Linked DNA regions of Homo sapiens: all the other regions are linked to region 3. A link is a contact called in ENCODE Hi-C or POLR2A ChIA-PET data. All regions are on one chromosome and are shown on one strand. Each heading gives the region's core, a stretch centred on a gene start or an enhancer-like site at or near the end of the contact. The rest is flanking DNA. Distances are from core to core; before and after follow the strand shown. Region 1 holds the start of FUBP3 (far upstream element binding protein 3). Region 2 holds the start of NTNG2 (netrin G2). Region 3 holds the start of POMT1 (protein O-mannosyltransferase 1).

Region 1 (4,211 bases), core at 1,521-4,020, 920 kb after region 3:
CCAAACAGCTGAGACTGCAGGGGTGGGCCACCACATCCAGCTAATTTTTTTAATTTTTAGTAGAGACAAGGTCTCGCTATGTTGCCCAGGCTGGTATCAAACCCCTGAGCTCAAGCCATCCTCCTACCTCAGCCTCCCAAAGTGCTGAGATTACAAGCATGAGCCACTGTGACTTGCCCAGATCACATTTCTACTACCCTATAGAATGGATGTAAATTACCTGCTTGTGCCAAACATTAACTCACTAGACTTCACACTGCTGGAGAAAATGTTTACATTTTATTTGACATCTTCAGAGACTTCTTTTCAATCTAAGAATACCATGCTCAGAGTAAACTAACAACTGATGCACTTTGCTGCAGAGTCCAAAGGATATACACGGAGGCTTCAAGATGTCAGAGGGAAAGCCTAGTTGATAAGGTGTTGGACTTCACACACCAAACTTAATAGAAACTGCAGGTTCAAATCCCAGCAGGGTCAACTGAGAGTATTACGATCTGCTAGAAAAACTGAGCGTGAGACACTTTACTGCTCTTTGACAAATTTAAGAGGGCCTTCCAGACTGTCTCTGGAGTTTATGAGGAGACATAAAAGGGGAAAAAGCTTTGCGTTTAAATAAATATACTGTCTTTTAGTTCTGTTTAATGGGGAGAAAAATCACATCTCTGTAACATGCTGTGTATATAACAAAGAAACAGAACTATCACCTTCCAGATACCCAAATGAGATCCTTACAGTAAGTTTACCATCAGCATACAGTATTACAGATTTCTAACATTCCGTTCTTGCCCAATGCAAATCTATATACAATAAACCTAAAATTACCCACCAACCTGGTTTTTCTTTAGTTTTTAAAGGCCATCAAATCCTTGGAGATAGTATGGACCTCCAGCTGTTAACATTCAGAAGGAACACACTTACAGCCCTGTCTCCATTGGGCTTATTACTGCTCCAGTCAATGGTGCATTTCAGAGCTGAGAACAATTCCAATGAAGTTTTCACTGCTAGTAGTAAACACCACTGCTTCAACAATCCACATTAGGTCAGCATTTACCAGAGGGTCTCCCTCTGGAGCAGGTTGTCCAAGAATATGAGTTCAACCACTGGCTCAAGAGAAGCGGAATGTCTTCTCAATGGTTCAAAATTCACTTTATGTTCAACTACAGGCCTTCTGCAAACTGAGGATCTGAGCCCTTTAGGGCAGTGACTATAATTCTTCCCGGACATAGAAGGCCAACAAGGTGACTGTCACACATCAGCACAGAGCGAAAGCCATTACATATTAGTAGCCAGTGAGAAACAAGGTTCAGGACCCTGTACTGTAGAGGAGAGCACTGTAACACGCCAGCAAGCAGAGTGGTGGAAGGGGAGCTGGGTGGCATGTTCATCCATTACAGCCATGGGTGGATCTGAAGTCTAAGTAAGATGGATACTCACTACTGTACTGGTTGGCAGCTAGGCAGTAAAGTAACAATTCATCAGATAAAATTTTAGGTGGAACCACAGGTTTGGAAAGTTCTGGGATCCAATATAATGTCTATAGGAGCATCAATATATAACATGAAAAGTCAGTTATCAGGGAAACAGGTAGGGTTCCCTCCCCTGGAATACTGGAAAGAGATGTAAAGACCATATCTTCAAGCGCCCGAGTGAAGACCTTCTTCTAATACAATGACTCCTGTGGCTTTCTGTTAGGAATCAAGCAGTAATTAGTTATAGCCCAACTTTTAAAGTATCAGTGCGCTTACAATTACATAAGAAGAGAGGAGGACATAAGACACTTAACCGAGGAAGCTGAAGTGTTAGGGCTGACTTGTAAGTAAGTTTTAGATACAAATGAAGAACACGTTCTGTTCTAAGTACCATGCCAGAAGCCAGTAAGTATTTTTGGCAGGTCCCATATTCACTCTCTGGGGAAGCCTGGAGCCTTCTAAAACCCAGTTAATTTAACTTTGATTAAATGCACGACATTGTCAGACAGTAAAGTTTCAATGTCGGAATGAGGCCATATCATTCTCCCCAGTAGAGGCAAGCTTGCCATGAGAAATTTCTACATCTTGGGGACCACCCCCACACATGTAACACCTCCCTCTCTCACCTCTCCAAAGAGCACCCTCACATATAAGATGCCCTCGAGTTCCTTCTACTCAACAGAAAGTCTAAAGACGATGTTCCCCAAGTTTTAACAAGCTACTGGGCGTCAGACAGCTGCTTTATGTCTACACCCAGATCCTCCCCGTGGGCTTCCCGGACCCCTCCCCTCGCGAGGTTCAGAACCCCGCGCTAGCTACACTGTGGGTCCAGGCTGGCCGCTGGGGCACGATGGGGCCAGACGCTCTAAGCAAACCCTTTCCCAGCGACTTCAGGCACCTGGGAGACCCGCCCGACAGGCCGGGCCTGGGCCTCGCAGTGGCGCCTTATCCCCCCGGCTCCTCCCGGCTGTAGGAACTCCACGGAACGGCCCGGCCCGGCTGAGACGTCGGTTCAGGCTGCCTCCCGCCCCCCAGGCCCGAACCCCTCTTCCCCGCCCGCCAGGCCCCGCCTCGGGATCTCGTGCTCCTGCCAGCCGGCTGCGCCCGTACCTGCCGGACCCGGTGCAGGGCATCCACGAAGCCCTCGGCCTTCATCCCCACAGGAGCGCTCTGCCCCTGCACCAGCTCCGCCATTACCGCCCCCGCCGCCGTCGCCGCCGCCGCCGACGCCGCCGACGCCGCCGCTCGGCTCCCCGGTCCGGCCTCCCGCTCCGCTTGGGGACCCGTAGCCGGAAAAGGAAAGTCGCCCTACTTCCGGCGGAAGGGAAAGCCGGGACGCTCGCAGCTGGAGGAGTCGCGTCTGCGGGGCGGGGTCAGGGCACGTGACCTTCGACCGATCGGAAGTGGGGGCGGGACGGCAGCGCCGGGGTGGGCTCAGATCGCCAGGCAGCCGTGGGTCTCCAGGGTCCGGTCGCGACCCTTCCCTTCCCGGGCGGGATTTGGTCCAGGACCGTCGATGGCGTCTTGACAGGTCCCCGAGGCTTGGATGTGGTCCCGAGGTGTCCGCTGTCGGCCGTTTGGAATCTCAGAGGGACTGACGTGGCTCTCCCAAGACGGCACCCCGAACAGTCGTGGTTCATCAAAAGCCTGGTCCTGGGTAGCCCCTCCCTGAAATGGCTGTTGGTTGGGAATTTGGGGGCTGAGCGCTTTGAAAGGGCATTGGGACAGCATCACAGAATGTCAGTGTCCCACATTTGCGAGGAGTCCCGGGCCCCAGTTCTTACACTGCAGTTTGCATGAGGATGGGCCACCGCCACTTCCGCCTGGGGTTGTCTGGTGATGCCCCCAGGAGAGACGCGCCCACTGAAAAGCCAGCGTGGTGTCCTCTTACACGGTCCTTAACAAACTCTGGGACTCTGGGGGTGCAGGAAATACCACAGGACCGTCATTACTCCCATACCGGCTGAGTCACAACTGTATTGCAGGAGGCTTCTTGGAACGCCTATGTAACTTTAATGGAAGTGACCAGGTACAGATCTTCTACAGCAAGGAAGGAATCTTAGTGCTAGAATTCAGTTGAGCCTTTGAGTTGGCTCTTCTTATAAGTGAGCAAACAAGTAACAAGGTTTAGGGGGCGCCCATTTTTGTGTTAGCACGATTGCCCTCGTGTTTAATATTTCCCAAGCCCTATTATGATAAGGAGTTGGACTTAATGAAGAACCATGTTGTCAAACATCTTATGCCCATCTTGAAGTTGTGAAGGAGGATGAGCACCAAGAAAAGGAAATAAATAAAATCCAATACGGGCCGGGTGCGGTAGCTCACGCCTGTAATCTTAGCAGTTTGGGAGGCCAAGGCAGGCAGAACTCTTGAGCCCAGAAATTCAAGACCAGCCTAGGCAGCATAGTGAGACCCCGTCTCTACAAAAAATATAATTAGCTGGGCGTGGTGGCAAACACCTGTAGTCCCAGCTACTTGGGAGGCTGGAGTGGGAGGATCACCTGAGCCCTGGAGGTCAAGGCTGCAGTGAGCTATGATCACGCCACTGCAGTACAGCGTGGGTGACAGAGCAAGACCCTTTCTTGGGGAAAAAAGTCCCATATAACTTTCCTTGATGACCCCACCCTCACCCCTCACTGTGTCATTATGCCAAGAGAGCTTTGGGCATTCTAAAGAAGTATGAGGAATACTTGACCAATAACCAAAGTATAGTTATTTATTTGTTAATGACTTCTTTCC
Region 2 (3,982 bases), core at 909-3,408, 660 kb before region 3:
CCCTAACAACAACAAAATCTGCCAGGGGAAAAATGTGTTTACAACTAGTCAATCAATTGGGCGTTGCTGGCATCGCAGGGGGAATTACGAGCTCAGCACACGAATATTGCAGGCGGGTTCTGCCAAAAAGAAAAAAGAGAAGGGGGAAGAGAGGCAGGAGTCCCCGGATAACGAGGAGGAGCGCAGAGAGTGAGGAGTCGGCAGGGAAATTTTCAGAGTAAGAAGCTGCATCCCGGAGGATCGTTTTCTCCGTGGAAAATTTATCTTCACCTGATATTATTAAGAAACTGCAGCTCCCAGAAACAAATAGAATCAATGTGCTTTATTTTCTTTTAAGAGTCCTCAGGAACCAAGGGGGGCTGATAGCCAGGGTATTAAAACTCGAAAATTAGATTTTATCAGGATTTCTGAACTCAGATTTCTCTGTCTTATTGAATTAGCGCCTCCCGAGCTGGCTGGGCTCGCCAGCAGGTTCCTCTTGGAGTTGCCTGCTGCGCCCTCGCCGTGTGGGAAACTTGCCGCGGCGGGCGCGGGGCCCCTGGGGGCACGGGAGGGAGGGCGCTGGGGGCTCCCGGGGCTAGGGGGGATACTCAGCCCACCCCGGGGTTCCCTCTCCCTCCTCGGCAGGGGCGGCAGAGGGGGGTGAAATCTGCTTTCAGGGGAGAGTGGCGGTTGCCGGGAGGGAAAGGGAGCTTGGCCGGCGGGGTCACCTTCCCGTCCTCTGCCCCGGGCGGGGTCCAGCGGGCGCCCCGCGCTCACTGTAGCCTCGGCGGGCCTCTTAATTCCGGCGGCCCGGGTGTCCCCCCGCTCCGGAGCGGGCCCTTTATCCGGCCCCTGGGTCCCCGCCCGCGGGAGCCCTGGAAAGTTGGGCGCGGGAGGCGGGGCGCGAGCAGCAGCTCCCGGGTGGGTCCCGGCGGGCCGCGGGCGGGGTCGAGGCCGGGGCCAGGGTCGAGTCAGTGCTTCGGGCCGGCTGCGAGCCCTGTGCCTAGGACACCGACGACCCGGCAGCCCCGCAGCTGCTTTTCGTCTTCCCAAAGTTGCGTGCAAGCCACGGCAGCAATTAATAATTAAGCCCGTAATAAAGGCCCGGCCGGGACTGAGGCGCCCCCTTTTTCGGCACTGCCTCTCTTAATTAAAAGACACAGAGCAGGGCGCCCAGGAACTGGCTGTATCCTTTGCCCCGGCGCTGCCGCCTGTGGCGACCCGGCCGCCGCCGCCCCCAGCCCAGACGGCCAACTTACTCCGGAGCGGGCGGACCCCGCGAGCCCGCGGTCCTCTCTTCCCGCCTTCCCGCCGCCTCTGCTCCCCCCACCTGCGCGCCGCTCAGTTCCAGGTTCGACTCCACGCCGGCCCCAAACCAGTGCCTGCGCCCCCTCACCTCCCGACCCCCTCCCGGCGCCGGGAGAAGTTTCCAGCCGGACTGGCCGGGAGTTTCTCTGTGCAACTCACAGGCTCCCAGTTTGCAGAGAGATGGGAGGGCACGGGATGGGGGTGGCTCTAAGCGGTGGCGGTGGAATTGGGGTGGGGGAGAGGCGCGGGAGCAGGGTTAGTTTCCTTTTCCGAGACACATCCGAGCATCCTTGCAACATCCCTCCCCGACACACACACACACACACACACACACACACACACACACACACACACACTCTGTCTCTCTCTCACACACACACACACACACACTCTCACACACACGACGGAAAGGACCCGGGGGAAGCTGGCCAGAAAGACAAGCTACCCCTTTAAGATGCTGCTAAGAACGCACCCTCACACACCCCTCTGGGGCGACTCCAGTTCTCAGCTCGTAGCAGCCGCCACCAAACAACTTTTGCATCCGAGCCTTTGCCGGGCCGCTGTAAGTGGCTCCCGGGCCCGGGCAAGCCTGCATGGTCACCGAAGCCCTTTAAAAATGAAACCGGCCTGGCCAAGCTGCAGCCTCTCCCCCCGCCCGCCTCCCGGGCTCTCCCCGCCCGCCTTACCCCGGCTCGGAGCGGCTTCCCGGCGCGGAGACCTGGGAGGGCCGAGGACCGCCACCCTCCGGCGCTGCGCCTCCCCCCTCGGGCTGGCGCTGGGTGGGGGCGCGGGCCGAGGGCTGCGAGCCGCTGCTCCTTCCCCGCGCCGCTCCCGCCGCTGTGGCCGCCGCCGCCGCCGCCGTCAGATCGGGGCCAGGGAGCCCTCCGGCCGCCGGGGGGGCCGCCCGCAGCCGTCCCGGAGACGCGGGCCGGGGGAGGGGGCCGCCCGCGCCGCCCGCATCGCCCGCCCGGGCTGAGCGGGAGGTCGCCGCTAACAAGTGCAAACTTTTTGGCCCCCCTGGGCGGCCCGGGGAGGACCCGCGCTCGGGCGCCGGGCAGCCCCCGGCCCGGGTGGGCTTCGCGGCGTCTCGTCGGGGAGCCGGGGCATCCCCCCGGCGCGGCGCGGGCCAGATGGCGGGCGCTTCACTGCCCCCCTGCACTCCGCTCCAAGTTAATGCCGAGGCTAAATCCTCTTGCCATCACTCACGATCACCATCGGGGCTTTTATCTCTCGGTCTGATCCGGGCTGCGTAACTTCCTCTGTGTGGCTTTAACACACCATCCCACCACGGAGCAACGGTCTTCTTAAAGGTGCAGGAAGGAAATATTGCGCGGCTCGGGGGACGCGCCACGGCCCGGGGAGGGGCGCGGCGAGCAGGGGCGTCCCGGCGGGCCCGTGGCCAGGGTGGCCCCGGCAGCCTCTGGGGGGTCGCTGCCTAAACATCGCCTCCCGGCCCGGGGGCCAGCGGGTCCCTGCGCCCAGAGCGCATCCTCAGCCGGCTCCGGTCAGGCGCAGCCGGGCTGCAGCTTCCTCTTCCAAAACCCGGGGGCCTGCCGGGGTGCCAGCGCCCATGGGTGTGGGGGCTGCCCCATCGGCACGAGGGAGGGGGGCCAAGTGAGTCAGTTCCCCCACCCCCCACAGCCAAGGGCTCAGGGCTGCTCCTCGGTCTCTCTCTGTGAAGTGCTGCCACCCAGAAGGCCCCAAGCAGTGGGTACCGGGGTGGGTGGGTGGATTTGGGGAGATGGGGAGGGGGAGCGATCTGAGCGCACAACCAGAGCCTGAATACCAGCTGACACATCGCCGCCTCCACCCTGATGGGCCCTGCTTTTGACGAAGCCAAGCCAGCTCTGCAGGGAGTGCAGAGTAGTGGGGCAGGAGGGGCCTGGCTGAGGGGTTCTCTGTCTCCCTCCCCTGCAAGCATGGGAGGCAGGTGTGGGAGGGCTCCGGTAGCAGCAGCCCCGGGCAGAGGCCACCGAGTTCACAATATCATATCCGGCAGCCCTGGGCTCTCTGATCCCCAGGAGGTTTCCTGCCAGCCTGCCTCCCAGGGCTTCTGGGAGAGTTTCCACATCTTCCAGAAGCACATGTGGTTTTCGGACACTCCTGGCCTCCTGGGGTGGGCTCACTGCAGCCTTGAGCAGCCAGCACTGTCATTTGGATGCATCAAGAACAAAGGGCCTGAGGACAGACAGAGAGAGAGGCAGAGAGAGAGAGACCAGCCCAAGGTCACAGAGGGTGTTGGGAATGGAGCAAGACATGGCACCTCAGTGCCCCGCCCTGCTGCCACCCTTCACCTCCACCTTAACCCTTCCCTGTTCTCAGCTGCCCTGAAAACTGGAGACGGAGTTATACTGCTGAATAATATTTGGAATCTTGTGACAAAACAGGAAGAGGATGCAGAATTAAAGACTGTCATCTGCTGTAATAATAATAATAATATATTTATTGAACACCTGTTTTATGCCAGACTCCATGCAAACCAGTTTGTGTGCATTATTCACTGAATCTTCGCCAAAGCCCTGTGACTTCACTGCTAGTAGCAAAGCCTCAAGTTAGAGATGTTAAGTAACTTGCCCAAGGTCACATAGCTAAGGATTGTGGCCGGGGAGGCAGGGCTTTTGGGTTTCTGGGTGATGCTCTCTCACTGGCCTGGCTGGCTGGTGAACTTGGAACACGGCCCAGACTGCTTTGG
Region 3 (3,919 bases), core at 1,179-3,678:
CAGCCTGGGCGACAGAGTAAAACTATGTCTCCAAAAAAAAAAAAAAAATCCTCATCTTTTACAGATATACCGCTGAATTATCTATGAATACTAGGATTTGCTGCAAAGTAAAAACCACTGCAGGGAGGGGCCTGGCTGTGAACTGATAAGGTGAAGCTGGGTAATGAAAATACTGGTGTGTGTGGGGGGGTCATTCATTATACTTGTCTCCCTGCTTTTGTATATGTTTGACGTTTTCCATAATAAAAAGTTAAACAAAAAAGAACATGCAGCAGGGCGGAGTGGCTCACGCCTGTAATCCTAACACTTTGGGAGACCCAGGTGGGTGGATCATGAGGTCAGGAGTTCAATACCAGCCTGGCCAAGATGGTGAAATCCCGTCTCTACTAAAAATACAAAAATTAGCTGGGTGTGGTGGCGGGCACCTGTAATCTCAGCTACTCGGGAGGCTGAGGCAGAGAATTGCTTGAACCCAGGAGGCAGAGGTTGCAGTGAGCCGAGATGGCACCACTGCACTCCAACCTGGGCGACACAGCAAGACTCCGTCTCAAAAACACACACACACACACACACACACACACACACACACATACACACATTAATCAGTTAATAAAGAGCCCTTCAATAATAACAGCAATCACTTCCCATTATGACAAAAACACATTCTAAAAAGTGCTCTCAACAGTGAAGACTTACTTCCAAATCCATTAATCCTCTGCCGTCCAGACTTTAAAACTGTTACTTAAGGCTGGCAACCAGATTTTCCTCTACTGCACCCCTTTAATGGGCCAAATTTCACCTGTTACAGACTCAGAAGGCAAGACCTAAAAGGTGTACTCTGCTGGGGCTGTCCTGGGGACAGACTGGTCTCTCCTCTCACTGCCAAAAACACCTATCACCAAGAAGCCAGGATTTCACTCTCCCATTTATGCTATTCAGTAAGGGCGCCTCCTGTCACAAAGTACAATTCTAGATTCACCCTGGGAATGGAGTCATTTAGCTTACACCACAGCCCGCGGGTAGGTGAGTCGCCACAGCCGGCTCAGTAACCCCATCCCAGTCAGGGCCACAAGGCTCAAGTTGATGTCAGCCGTCACCACTACAGGGCGCTTCAAAAATCCCCACATCTTGTAGAAAAGCGGGCTCAGGCAGACGCCCTAGAAAAGAAGGGAGGAGCCGTGGTCCATGAGGGCTCACGAGAGGCTACAGAAGGGATCCCCAGCCACCCGGCTCCCGGACACACGAGGAGAACCACAGCACAGCCGGGCTGCTGAGAAAGACCGAAGTTCCTGGAGCCTTGGTTCAGGTAGACATGTGGGGTGAGGGGCACTAGCAGTGAACTCGGGTGGGAATTCAGGGGATCTCAGGACTGGACATTCACTCCTTTCAACAACTCATTCCACAAAACCTGCCGAGCACGTCTTGGGCGCGAGAACACTGCTAAGGAACGCCAGGGTTTCTCCCCTCCCTCCCCGACGACCAGAAGCCCACAGTGCGGCCACAGCTACCTGACCCTGGGCAGCTCCTGGGTGCCATCTCAGCTGCTTACAGCCCAGGGACCCCAACCTGGCCGAGCCTCGGGGCCTCCTCATCTCTCCTCAAGGATGCATCTGCCCCCAGTGCCTCCCTGCCTTCTATCCCAGCGGCACATCATCCCCGGGTGCTCCCTTTCTCGCCTGGAGGGTGCATTTGCACCCTGCGCCCCCACGTTCTCCTCCAGGCTTCATCTTCCCTTGAGCTCCGCTTCTCTTGAGGCTGCATCAGGCCTGGGACACCCTGTCTCACACCAAAGCCGCATCTGGCCGTTGGCGCCCCGCTGGTCTCCTCAGGCCCCATCTACCCTGGACGCGCCCTTCCCTCCCTGAGCTGCATCTGCCTTGAGCGCCTTCGTCCCAAAAGGTCCCATCTGTCCTGGGAGTGCCTCCTCTCCCCTTGCAGACCGCATCTCCCTGGCCGGCCCTTCTTCCCCACAGGCCGCACCTGTCCCGTCCACCAACTCCCGAGGCTGCGTCGGCCCCAGCTCCGTCCTCACCCTGAGACTGCACCCGCAGCACGCCCTTCCTCCCTAGGGCTGCACGCGCCACGGAGTTCTTACTTCGGGGCTCGGCCGCCCGAACGCCGCATCTGCCCGGGCCCGAACCCCGCCCCCAGCTCCGGAAAGACGGGGACGCCCCCGGCCCCAGCCCGTCCGCAAGCCAGGGACCCGCGTCCGGCACTGACGGACTCCCCCAAGTCCGGGCTGGGCTCTCGTCCCCGGTGTCCCCAAATGTACCCGCGTTTCTCCGAGTCCACACAGAGCCGCGCCCGGCTCCCGGCAACGCCTCGGAACCGTCCGACTGGGCCGACGGTTGGGGGTGAGGCCGCTCGGCACTCCGCACCACCCACCGCCCTGCTCAACGTTCGATTCACCGAGCCTGCGGGGCCAGACGGGCAGCAGCGCGCGTGCGCACTGGGAGAGGGTGACGCGCGTGCGCAGCGGGCGAGGGCGCCGGTCCCGGAGGAGAGGCAGGTGTGAAACGCGGCGACCTCCCCTCTCTCGGGTGCTACTGTTTTGTGTGCCAGGATTTCTGTGTACTCTAAGCAGACGTGCAGATTTTAAAAAGCGCAGTGGGCTCCCACCCATCTTCTGCTCCTTGCTTTTTCACTCCATCTGGCGTGAAGATCTTAATTCTGCGTCTGCACAACGGCGTTCTGCCGGGCGCGCCAGTTTGCTCCTAGTTTTTTTCTTTTCTTTTCTTTTCTTTTTTTTTGAGACGGAGTTTCGCTCTTGTTGCCCAGGCTGGAGTGCAATGGCGCGATCTCGGCTCACCGCAACCTCCGCTTCCCGGGTTCAAGCGATTCTCCTGCCTCAGCCTCCCGAGTAGCTGAGATTGAAGGCGCACGCCACCACGCCCGGTTAATTTTTGTATTTGTAGTAGAGACAGGGTTTCACCATGTTGGCCAGGCTGGTCTCGAACTCCTGACCTGAAGTGATCCGCCCACCTCGGCCTCCCAAAGTGCTGGGATTACAGGCGTGAGCCACTGCGTCCGACCTTAATTTTTTTTTTAAGACACGGGGTCTCGCTCTGTCGCCCAGGCTGGAGTACAGTGGCAGGACCACGGCTTGCTGCAGCCTCGACCTCTCTGCCCGAAGCGATCCTCCCTCCTCGGCCTCCAGAGCAGCTGAGACCACAGGCACGTGCCCCCACGCCCGCGGGCGCTCCTAGTTTCCTTGCCGAAAAACATCGATGCCACGATCCTGCTTGCACATACATCTAGCGGTGAAGTGGCTGAGGGTAAGGGCATTTAAAACGGACCTAGGGCCGGGGGCGGTGGCTCACGCCTGTAACCCCAGCACTTTGGGTGGCCGAGGTGGGAGGATCCGTGAGCCCGCTTGAGTCCAGGAGAGCCTGGGCAACACAGCGAGACCCCGTCTCTACAAAAAAATACAAAAATTAGCGGGGCCCCTTGGCGTCTGCCTGCAGTCCCAGCTACAAGGGAGGCTGAGGCAGGAGATCACTTGGGGCAGAGAGGTCGAGGCTGCAGTGAGCCTTGGTCTCACCACTGCACTCCAGCCTGGACTACAAAGTGAGACCGTCTCAAAACAAAAAACAAAACCAAAAAAACCTGGACATCAGTGGGGGCTGCATGACCATCAGAGGCTCCAGTGGGGGCATCTCCCCTAAACTCCGTGGCAGAAGACTGGAGGCTTCTTCCTCCATTCCCAGGGCTCCTCCTCATCCATCAGCCTCTCCAGCCCCCTCTGCTGAGGGTCAAGAGCCTTCCCAAAGGCCTGCTTTGGAGCAGACATGGTACTTTTGGTTGGGTCAATGCACCCCTTCCCATGTTTTCCCTGAACAGTCGGCACCCAGAGCAGGGTAACTGACAGCAACGCAACCAGGCTGATGGATCACTCTTCTCAGCCTCGCTCCTTCTTGAT

What was found. A loop is a pair of places that touch in the nucleus more often than their neighbours do. ChIA-PET counts read pairs that join two places held with the same protein, here RNA polymerase II (POLR2A). Pooled maps may share reads with other maps.
Region 1: a loop to region 3 is called in a pooled map, with 6 times the contacts of the local background. The contact joins the promoter of FUBP3 here to the promoter of POMT1 in region 3. A Hi-C loop is called at or near these places in 1 of 50 pooled maps. POLR2A ChIA-PET finds 5 or more read pairs at or near these places in 2 of 52 experiments (PC-9 and activated CD4-positive, alpha-beta T cell).
Region 2: a loop to region 3 is called in a pooled map, with 4 times the contacts of the local background. The contact joins the promoter of NTNG2 here to the promoter of POMT1 in region 3. A Hi-C loop is called at or near these places in 4 of 50 pooled maps.

Annotation. Positions count from the first base shown.
Region 1 is chr9:130,578,136-130,582,346 of GRCh38, reverse strand. It overlaps FUBP3 (far upstream element binding protein 3), which reads right to left and starts at 2,770. Exons shown (of 19, transcript NM_003934.2): 1 at 2,583-2,770. The coding sequence starts at 2,666. LOC100272217 (a long non-coding RNA gene) reads left to right here and starts at 2,853. Exons shown (of 1, transcript NR_027440.1): 1 at 2,853-4,211. It overlaps LOC124902286 (a long non-coding RNA gene), which reads right to left and starts at 2,507. Exons shown (of 2, transcript XR_007061818.1): 1 at 2,099-2,507; 2 at 261-1,688. RefSeq lists a silencer at 2,453-2,822.
Region 2 is chr9:132,160,234-132,164,215 of GRCh38, reverse strand. It overlaps NTNG2 (netrin G2), which reads right to left and starts at 2,158. Exons shown (of 8, transcript NM_032536.4): 1 at 1,977-2,158. LOC124902291 (a long non-coding RNA gene) reads left to right here and starts at 2,516. Exons shown (of 2, transcript XR_007061826.1): 1 at 2,516-2,600; 2 at 3,613-3,758.
Region 3 is chr9:131,501,427-131,505,345 of GRCh38, reverse strand. It overlaps POMT1 (protein O-mannosyltransferase 1), which reads right to left and starts at 2,428. Exons shown (of 20, transcript NM_001077365.2): 1 at 2,273-2,428; 2 at 1,006-1,157. The coding sequence starts at 1,127. RefSeq lists enhancers at 838-907, 918-997, 1,478-1,537, 909-1,774, 1,775-2,642 and silencers at 2,108-2,257, 2,328-2,527.